Linked DNA regions of Homo sapiens: region 1 is linked to region 2. Evidence: read pairs that join two places in POLR2A ChIA-PET (ENCODE). Cell type or tissue: OCI-LY7. All regions are shown on one strand.

Region 1 (5,000 bases), 57 kb before region 2:
GCTTCTGGGGCCTAACACTTATGGATGTGTAAGCCAGGAGGAACTCAGTTCTTCAGAAATTAAGGATCCCATTTTTACCTAAGATATTGGCTTTGCACTCAGGTCTCCTTGATTAACTTAGCCAATGCTTTTTTTTTTTTTTTCTACCAAGAAAAAATGAAACAAAGTGATAGAACACACAAATCCCTGCAAATTTTCAAAAGCCAAATTTTACACCCCCTACAATATTACCATTTACTACCAGTTTCTTTCTGACCCAGTCAGATGTAAGAGGCCTCTAACTGGATCCAATCCAGTCAAATCCGATCCTGGACCCAGTCCAGTTTCTGTGGCAACTTCCAAGCCCAGTTTGGATCAGAAATTTGCTCAAACTCAGAAAGCTCATAACACAAATTTGTGAAGCTCCAAAATCTGAGATAATTTATCATGATCCTGATCCCTAGCTGCCCGGAGAGATTAACGGGTGCTGCAGGTACCTCACTTTGGTCACTCAGCACTCCTGGAGGGTCATTAGAAGCTCTATTTCTGATCCCACTTCTGACACCATCTATTAAAAGAAAAACTTCAGCCGAATTAAATTTAAAGGAGTTTAATTGAGCAATGAATGATTCGTGAATCAGGCAGCCTTCTGAGTGAGCCAGCACAGCCATGTGGTGGAAGAGGATTTATGGACAGAAAAAGGAAAGCAACTGTACAGAAAACAGAACTGAGATACAGAAACAGCTGGATTGGTTACAGCTCAGCATTTGCCTTATTTCAACACTGTTTGAACAGTTGGCTACATTTGGCCAAAATTCAGTGATTGGCACAAGTGCAGGCTACAGTCTGTTTACACCTCCACTTGTTATAGTTCAGGATGTATAGAAAAACCCTTAGGCCAAACCTAAAATATGTAAGGAGGCAGCTTTAAGCTAAACTTGATGTAACAGATGTTAGGCACATTTTCATGTGCTTATAGGCCATTTGTATACCTTTTTTGGAAAAAATGTCTACTCAAGTCCTTTGCCCATTTTTTAAACAAAGCAACTCATTTAAACATTTATTATTATTTATTTATTTGAGCTTCCAATTAAGATTTGAAGACACAATTCCACTGATGTAAAAAGAGAGAAGAAACACATTTAAATATGGCTAATCTATTCCATCTCCCATTTTACATGCCAGGGCTCCTCAGCTGGGCTCAGAAGTCAGCTCTGAGAGCTCTGCACCATCATATCCACACATGCCCCTTCATGGAGATAAACCCTCAAGCTCCACGTTGCTTTTCAATCATCAGAGCTAATTTTTTTCCACAGTTGTGGTACGGCATTTTGCCAGCCAAATCACTGTGTTTGGCAATGTGTCAACAGATTGGAATTTCAGATCCCTTTCCTGGAGACAAAGGGATCTGGGAAAAAGGTAGTTCTAATCCAGGAGCCCCTCACTGTTTTGTGAACTACAGATGCAATGCGCAAGCTTAAGAAGGAAAGGAGTGAAAGCAAACGTGGTCTGAACCCCTTGTCTCCAAGATTGGTTCTAGCCAGATAGCATCTCTGACAAGGTGTCCCTAAACCTCACTTCTTACTAACAAAAAGAATTCAAGTGTTGGACTGAAGGGATTTAAGAAAAACTTCAGTTGAAAAAAAGAAAGTAACTGTATTTCTTGCATTTGATCTGTCACTTGCCTTCCATAAGCCCCTCTCCTATGTCTCATGCTAACATACCCAGTTACTGAATCAAACTGGTTCAGTTTGATTTCTTGGTCAATGGCACTGGAATCATTGTTAGGCCTCTGAATGACACCTGTCTTTGAGATTCAAGAAGGGACAGAAAAAGAATGCAATCCTCCTTTTCTTTTTTTTTTTTTTTTTTTGTTTGAGACAGGGTCTTGCTCTGTCGCCAGACTGGAGTGGAGTGGTACGATCTCGGCTTACTGTAAATTCCGCCTCCCGGGTTCAAGTGATTCTCCTGCCTCAGCCTCCCGAGTAGCTGGGACTACAGGCATGCACCACTGCCCCCAGCTAATTTTTGTATTTTTAGTAAAGTCGGGGTTTCACCATGTTGGCCAGGATGGTCTCTATCTCTTGACCTTGTGATCCACCCGCCTCGGCCTCCCAAAGTGCTGGATTACAGGCGTGAGCCACCTCTCCCAGCCACAATCCTACTTTTAGGTCTCTACCTTGGCCTGAGTTCTTCTCTCCTCGCCCAGAGGCAGCCACATTCTAGGGAACAGGGCAGCCTCCCAAGAGATCTGCTCTGCCCAGCTTGTACTGAATCACAATGTTTGGTTTCTCAGGTCCTTGGGTATCAGCTGAGTTTCCAAATGTGCTTCAAGTTTGATCTAGTTTGACTGTGAGTTGTTCATTCTCAGTTATTAATAATCATGAGGTACAGAGTTGGCACAGATTATTAGAATTCATAGATGTGCTTTCTCCTATACAGCCAAGGTTGTAAATCCTTCCTCTGATGAGGTTTTCTGTACTAATTTCATAGGGCTGCCATAACAAAGTACCATACACAGAGTGGCTTAAACAATAGTAATTATCCCATAATTCTGGAGGCTGGAAGTCTGAGATCAAGATGTTGACAGGGCCACGTTCCCTCCAAAGGTGCCAGGGAAGGATCAGTTTCAGGCCTCTCTCCTCCATTCAGTAAGAGGCCTGTGGCAGCATTAACTTCGGTCCTCACATGACGTTCTCCCTGTGTACATGCCTGTCTTTGTGTCTAAATTAGAAATCTCCTAAGACACCAATCATGTTGATTTAGGGCCTTTCTGGATCATCTTATATTTTTGATTAGCTCTGTAAAGACCCTCTCTCCAAATTAGGTCACATTCTGAGGTACTGGGTGTTAGGACTCCAACATAATTCTTGGGGTGGGGAAGGAATGCAATTCAACCCATAACACAAGCAGAATCTTGGTCTGGACTCAAAGGGGTCAAATCAAGGTTTCATATGAACTTGTCTAGAACTCAACTCCTCCCTACAAAACAAAGGGCTAGGACAATGTGATCTTAAGACTGTCTTCCAGGCTGGGCGCAGTGGCTCACGCCTGTAATCCCAGCACTTTGGGAGGCCGAGGCGGGCGGATCACAAAGTCAGGAGTTCAAGACCAACCTGACCAACATGGTGAAACCCCATCTCTACTAAAAATACAAAAAATTAGCCAGGCGTGGTGGCGCACTCCTGTAGTCCCAGCTACTTGGGAGGCTGAGGCAAGAGAATTGCTTGAACCTGGGAGGTGGAGGTTGCAGTGAGCCAATATCATGCCACTGCACTCCAGCCTGGGTAACAGAGTGAGACTCTGTCCAAAAAATAAAAAAGACTGTCTTCCAGCTCTAAAATCTCCTAGTCTTAACATTTATTTTCCCTGTCATGAAAACATATCCATTTGATGTCCATTCCCCATAGGCTTGGCTTTCTACTAAGGATTCTCTCAATAATGGGTTAAACGTTTGAAAAACATGGCAACCAGTGGCATGGCATGTGCCCCACAGGTCCCAAGGCAAGGCTCACAGGCACTGAAGGGGCAGGAAGCCATCAGAGGGGGAGCAGGTTTTGAAGACAGACAGGACTTACCAGGACCCGTCAAGCCCCTCCTCCACCACCACAGGCCTCTGTGTGTCCCTCTGTGCTACTTACAGCTTCCGATCCCCGAAGACATCACATATGCCAGCCTTCTCAGCCTCAGCCTCAGCTCACTGTCTCTTCTTTATCTCGCCAGGAGAGCCACTCATGCAGAACTACAAATGTTGTCCTCTGTGATAAAATTATCCTGTGAGGGCTGGGGAATCCACCCCACGCAGCGGGCAGCCCTCAACTGACAATGCAGCTCCCAGAAAACACTCAGCAGCCAAGCTCTGAACAGTGATTAGCACAAGTGTCTGTTTTGCTTACGCTTCTTCACATAGACATTTTCAGGCTGGGTGAGTGAGATGGACACCCAGCCTCGCGCACCTCTGCAGGCGTCATCTGTGGGAGAGACCAGTGGGAAACACTGCCATGCCCTCTCTCACGGCTGGGAGTGCATTTTCCATTTTCTTTTTCCTTTTCTTTCCCCAACCCCTGCTCATTGTAGGAAGATTTAAAATGATAGAAATGTGTAAAGAAGGCATGAAGAAAAATCAGCCAGTCTTACTATACGGAGGCAATTATTGTGACATCTTGGCATTTTTGCTTCCAGAATTTTTCTAAAACATTGTGTAACACAGCTGAGATCATATTGAATATATTATTTTGAGTCCCACTTTTTTTTTGCATTTGATATTCTCACAGCATTTTGCCAAGGCTGGTTGTTAATCAGCCTTCTAATAAAATTTATTTGGGAGACTGGGATCACTACTGATGATGCAGAAGTCCCACTCGGGGTTGTTCTCCACATTGACTTTGGAATTTCTTCAGGCCAAAGAGGGGTCTCCTTTACCCTTACAACACTTGCCTCAAGTTGCAAAACTCCCTTCCTGGCCACTTCTTAAAGGAAAATTGGCCAAGGTACTTCTTGGCACTACAGTGAGAGAAGTGGAAATCTGAGAATCTGGTCCAGGACCAACATCCCACCAGGGACATTTCCAACGTTCTCTCAGCACCTTGGCTACCAGGAGAGAAGCATGAATTGGAGAGAAGTGGCTCAGTCTTGTCCTGAGTGTTCTGTGGGGTCTGATGGGGACAGACCCCAGGTGGGCAGGGCCCAGCCCAGGAGGAGCCTGCATTCACACACACTCCCATGTCCCAGATACTGCCCACATTGCTGCTTTTATTCCTCAGCCACTCTGCTAATTCATCAGCCCCATTTTAAAGACAAATTAACTGAGGCCTAAAGATTTTAGCGACTTGCCTAAGATAATAATTTCAGTAACAGCCCAACCTGAGATTCTAATCTCACCCCAAAAGTTTTTAGATCACACACATGCTGCCTCTCAAGGTCCTGAGAAGCCTCCCTTTCTCTAGGTAACTAAATTGGCGTTTGTTCATTTTGGCAAGCTTGCCTCAAAAAATAAGAAAACCAGGGTGGGTTGGTGTGGA
Region 2 (5,000 bases):
TTCTGGCAATGTGGCCAGTGGGTGGAAGTGGTGATTGATGACCGCCTACCTGTCCAGGGAGATAAATGCCTCTTTGTGCGTCCTCGCCACCAAAACCAAGAGTTCTGGCCCTGCCTGCTGGAGAAGGCCTATGCCAAGTAAGTACAACCCCGCCACCCATCAGCCCAGAGTTTCAGTGCTGGTCCTGCCTACCCGGAATGCAAACAGTCCCTGTTGGAGCATTGCAGCCTTTGCCACCTGGCTGGGCATCTCCATAAACAATCACCACGTGCAAAGGTCCATGTTGGGGCCATCAGGAGAGTCCCACAGGCACATAGTGAAGAGTGGGCAGGGTAGGGGCTGGACAGAGATATGCACTGACAATGATATTATTGCAAGGCTGGTATCAGGGCCCAAAGAAATATATTTAATAATATCACGGTCAAAGTCCGATGAGAGCGCGGAGGAGTGAACAATTCTGACTCTGACTCACAGAAAGTCAGGCTGAGGCTGTGTGGAGGTGGTGGCATTTGAGTGAGGCCTCAAAGGATGGGCAGGATTTCAGCAAGGGGAGAGGGGATAGGTGGGAGGAGGCATCTCCAAAAATGGGAGTGATTCAAATAAAGACATCATCAGGGGTGGTCCAGGCAGTTGGGCACCCGGTGTGGCTGCTACGAGGTGGCATTTATGTGTGGGGGTGGGGCAGGACATGCTTATTCTCATATGGTCAAAATACCATAACTTAGGAACTGCCTTTAGGTGCTGACAAGCTTAAGAACTTATAAACATCCCAATTCACATGTCGTACTTAGATTCTTTGGGTTGCTTTTATTCAGCAGATGTTTATTGAGCATTTAACCATATGCCAGGCACTGTGCTTGGCACTGGGACAGATGCTCTCAGACTGACTCAAGTGGTTGTGTGCAGGACTGTGGATGGGGGGTTGCACGTGTGTGTGTGAGGAAGAGGGCACTGTCCTAAACACCCACACAGGTGATGAAGATACACTCAAACTTTCCATAATCAATACAATGGAAACACGAAGAGTAATGACACATCCGTCTCCTCCTATGAGACTGCAAAAGCTGGAGAATGCCAAGTGCTCGCCAGCATGTGGGGATCCAGGACCCTCCAACAGCACGGGAGGGAGTGTGCACCCAGGCAGCCTTCTGAAGGACAACCCGACAATACTTAGCTTGGCTACACACACTTCTCACACCCAATAGGGACATTCCTGGGGGCCCCTAAGGGGACACATCTGAGGATGTTCTTGACTGCCACAAGGGTGGTATGGAGTGTCCATCACTGAGGTCAGTGGGTACAATGGGTGGGTACACTTCATGGAGAGCCACGCAGCAGTCAGAAGCCACAGATCCCATCTGTGCACTGTGACTGGGACAGTCCTTAGAGACAGGGTCCTTGAGGCCCCCTAGAAGTGTCCTTAGTGGGTGTGAGACGTGCGTGTAGCCAAGATAAGTATTGTCAGGTTGTCCTTCAGAGGCTGCCTGTGTGCACACTCCCTCCTGTGCTATTTGGGGGTTCCTGGATCCCCACATCCTGGCAAACACTTGGCATTCTCCAGCTTTCTAGCTTTTGCAAATGAGGTAAGAGGCACTGAGCAATCCCATGCACAGTTATTTATGGAAATGGAAACTCTGTGCCCAGCAATTCTCATTTCACAAGAACGCATACAAACAAAAGGTGCACATTCCACATCCTGAAATGCTTGTCTTGGGGTGGAGGAGAAAAAGAATGTGGATAAAAGGAAGGAAGGAAGGAAGGAAGGAAGGAAAAAAGAAAGTTCATGAAATGAAATGAAACAAATTTAAAAAAAGAGCAAGACCTTGCAGTGACGATATTATGAAGGGGGAAGGCGGCACACCTGGAAATAGGACAGGAAGGTATGCAGAGGCCCAGGGGCAGGGACTCTCATGGGGCTGGTCCCCAGGGGCTGGAGCAAGGCTCTGGCGTTGGTTTGGCTGCAGCTGCTGTGGCTTCTGCTCTGCTCTGCTCCTCTCTGTAGCTGGCCCGCTCCTCCTCCTCCCACCCAGTCACCTGTCTTTGCTATGCATCTTCCTCTGCTGCCTCCTCGCTCCACATTTCTCAGGACCCCCACTTCCTCTGAACTCCTCATCAGGCCAACTGGCCTTGTGCCTCTGTCTTTACCTTCTGCTGCTTTCCACCCGATTCCCTGCCCAGTACCTGATTCCAATCCAGAGAGTTGGAGTCTTATTGGTCAAGCCTGGGTCAGGACCCCATCGGCCCAATCAGCCATGACCTGGGTCAAGTGGCTACAAAGGGACAGGATCTGGGGAGGGGACACTTGCCCTCAGAAGGGGCTGTGTGTGAGGCAGGCACCGTGAAGGGGCAAGGGAAGTGCCAGAGCTGGGGATCATTGCTAGCAGATAAAAGCAGAGAGGACCATGCCCTTGAGGAGAAAATGAGTGGAGAGCATCATAGGTCCAGAAAATTCTGAAGATCATCTCTTCTTCAGAGATGAGTCTCCATTTGTGATGAGATGGCAGGTGCACGTAGTTAAGCTGGGCCTGCCAGGTCTTTACTCACCTGGCCAGGGGACATCTTTATCTTTCCCGTCCATTCTGCAGCCTTGCCGAGTGCAGTCCTGGGCCCTAGAGGTGGTGATAGCACCACAGTCCACCCCTGTCCTTCTGGAAGTCACAGTCCAAACAGTGAGGTGCCTCAAGACCTCTTTTTGTGCATTCTTTCTTTTTGAGGCAAACTTGTGAAAAACTAAATTTTTTATTCATTTCTAGTGTCAGAAACAGCTGCTCATTAGCATTTGAGAATGAAGCCCAGATAACAGCCAAGGTTGTTGAACCAATCCACATGTTTGGGAGGTGAATTCACTTATAAGCTTCTTACGAAAACACTGCCATTATCTTTTCAATACGGATTCAGCCCTCATCTCTTCAGGGCCTCGTTTTATCCTTATGTAAAAACGGGGAGACCAGTGGTTCCCTGGGAGAAGTAGAAATCTTGCAGAAGGACATGATGACTTTGACCCCATTTTGTTAACAGATGACCTCAAGCAATCATTCAGCTTGAAAAGAAATAGGAACGTGGACCTGGCATCCGCATTCTACTGCTTAAAGAAATCTGCAGAGGATACAATGTCTCAAACTATTAAAGCTGTTTAAAAGGTCCCCCACCCCTCACTATCCAAAAAAGGAAGCTCTGAAATGCAGGGGTGAATCACATAGAATTATGGGGTTTCAGAGCCAGAGAGGACGTCTGTGAGCCTCAAACCCCACCTTCTTTGAAAGATGAGGAAACTGAGGCTCAGCGAGGTGAAATGGCTGGCCCAAGATCACATGCAGATGAGGATGGGGTGAGCACGATTTTCCCTAGTCGCTATTTCCCATGCCTTCCCACCATCCCTGACGCTGTCAGTCCTACAGGAAAATGACTTGTCTTTTGCTGCTTGTGGAGCTCAGCGTCTGGCACATGAGGACCACAGCCCAAATGTAGAGAGCCCATCTGTCCAGATGGAGAGGGACCTCTTCCCTCCAAGGGTGCAGGCAACAGCCCAGTGAACACATGGACTCTAAACTTTCTATTCTCCTTGCAGCTGGGGAGTCTGGAAATTAATTGGTCAAGTCAAATGAAAACCATATTTAGGGTTTTGTTTTCCCCAGAGGTCATGAAATAGAGAGGAGATTGAGGGACGAGAGCTGGTAGGCTGCTTCCCATCCTTTATGGGATCTCTACAGCATTTCAGCATCTTCTCTGGCTCTATCTGAATTCTTTCCTCTTTCATATGATTGCCGGGCAGAAAGACATTTTCCCCAAATGAGGCTGAAGCAGAGGGATGGGGACAAGGCTGTCTCAGAATTCCTGGGTCAGGTGACGAGGAATAGTGGTGGCTGCGGTGAACACAGTTCTCTCTCTCTCTCCTTTCTACTTCCTGTCAGCAAAGGGGGCTAAGAATAGTTGCCATGTTCCTGAACATCAGCAGGATCCGTGAGCTCATGTTTAGAAAGCAGAAAGATAGCTCCTTGTCAAAACACCCAGCTGCTGCTGGGACAGGTTTCATGGGCGTTGTGGATACGTAGTAAGAGAAGACTTCAGAAGACACCAAAGGGCTCTAGCCGTGAGTGGCAGGGAGTGCCTTTGGTTGTCTTGGGTGACTCCGAGGTGACTGCCGGATGCTGTGGGTGCAGGACGTCAGGTGGGGCCCACAGGCAGTGAGACAGTGAAGTGACAGAGGGGCCAGGCCCCACCGCGGCTTTTCTGGAGTGCTGTTCTTTAGCACAGCCCTGTTTGAAGCCAGGAAAGGCGCCCTGAGCGTATCACCAGAAAGGGGCTGTTGCAAAGAGCAGGAGGTAGCACTGGTGGGGAATGGGTTCCCAAACCCCAGTCCTTGTGAATTTCCAGCACCCTCAGCCACTCCCTGGTAACTGGAACAGGAGCCAGAACCCACATGGGACAGCAAGGGAGTCCAGAGCTCAGCCCCAACCGGGCACGCTCACCACCAAAGAAGGCTCTACAGTTAACTGAGCAAATGCTCCAGAGAGAAAAATCTAGACCCTGGGTCAGAGAGAGGGAGAGCAGGAGGATAAGGTTTAGAACCAGTTTTAAAACAAGTCAAGATTAATCTGTCACATGGGGGCTCCTGTAGAGATGCCCCTTCGTTCTGGGAATCCTCAGCTTTCTTTAATAAAAGGCTTTCTAAGCCATTCCTTCTAAGCATTCGTGCCCGGGGCAGAGTCCTGCTGATAGTGACTGCTTGATACGATACGCATTTGCTGAAGTGAATCTACTGGAATTCTGTGTGATCCCCAGGAAGAGAGAATGTCAGAGGTGGAAACAGTGAGAAAGGAGTGTTGAGGACTGATCCAGTCCACCCTGCAGCTTCCAGATGAAAGGCCAAGGGCAGGGAGGGGAAGGGTCTTGTCCAGTGTGGAAGACCCAGTTGGAGGGAGCAGCAGGATAGACCCAGGTCCTGATCATGTGTGATTTTGCATTACCAGAACAAAAGCTGCAGCCAGGACTTCCTCCAC

Evidence for each region. ChIA-PET counts read pairs that join two places held together with the same protein. Peaks named below come from ENCODE experiments on the same cell type or tissue, not always from the same donor. Only the 100,000 strongest peaks of a DNase experiment are listed, where the experiment ranks them.
Region 1: POLR2A ChIA-PET joins it to region 2 with 6 read pairs; 2 of 35 experiments call an interaction of 5 or more read pairs at or near these places.

Annotation. Positions count from the first base shown.
Region 1 is chr2:30,822,429-30,827,428 of GRCh38, reverse strand. All of the region lies in intron 3 of LOC124905982 (a long non-coding RNA gene), which reads left to right. It overlaps LOC105374435 (a long non-coding RNA gene), which reads right to left and starts at 3,927. Exons shown (of 3, transcript XR_939930.4): 1 at 3,621-3,927. In OCI-LY7, no CTCF peak of the experiment used is centred here; no DNase peak of the experiment used is centred here.
Region 2 is chr2:30,765,450-30,770,449 of GRCh38, reverse strand. It overlaps CAPN13 (calpain 13), which reads left to right. Exons shown (of 23, transcript NM_144575.3): 5 at 1-137. Among named protein-coding and RNA genes, the nearest start is that of CAPN13, 39 kb to the left of the region's middle. RefSeq lists an enhancer at 4,571-5,000. In OCI-LY7, no CTCF peak of the experiment used is centred here; a DNase peak (open chromatin) is centred at 1,919.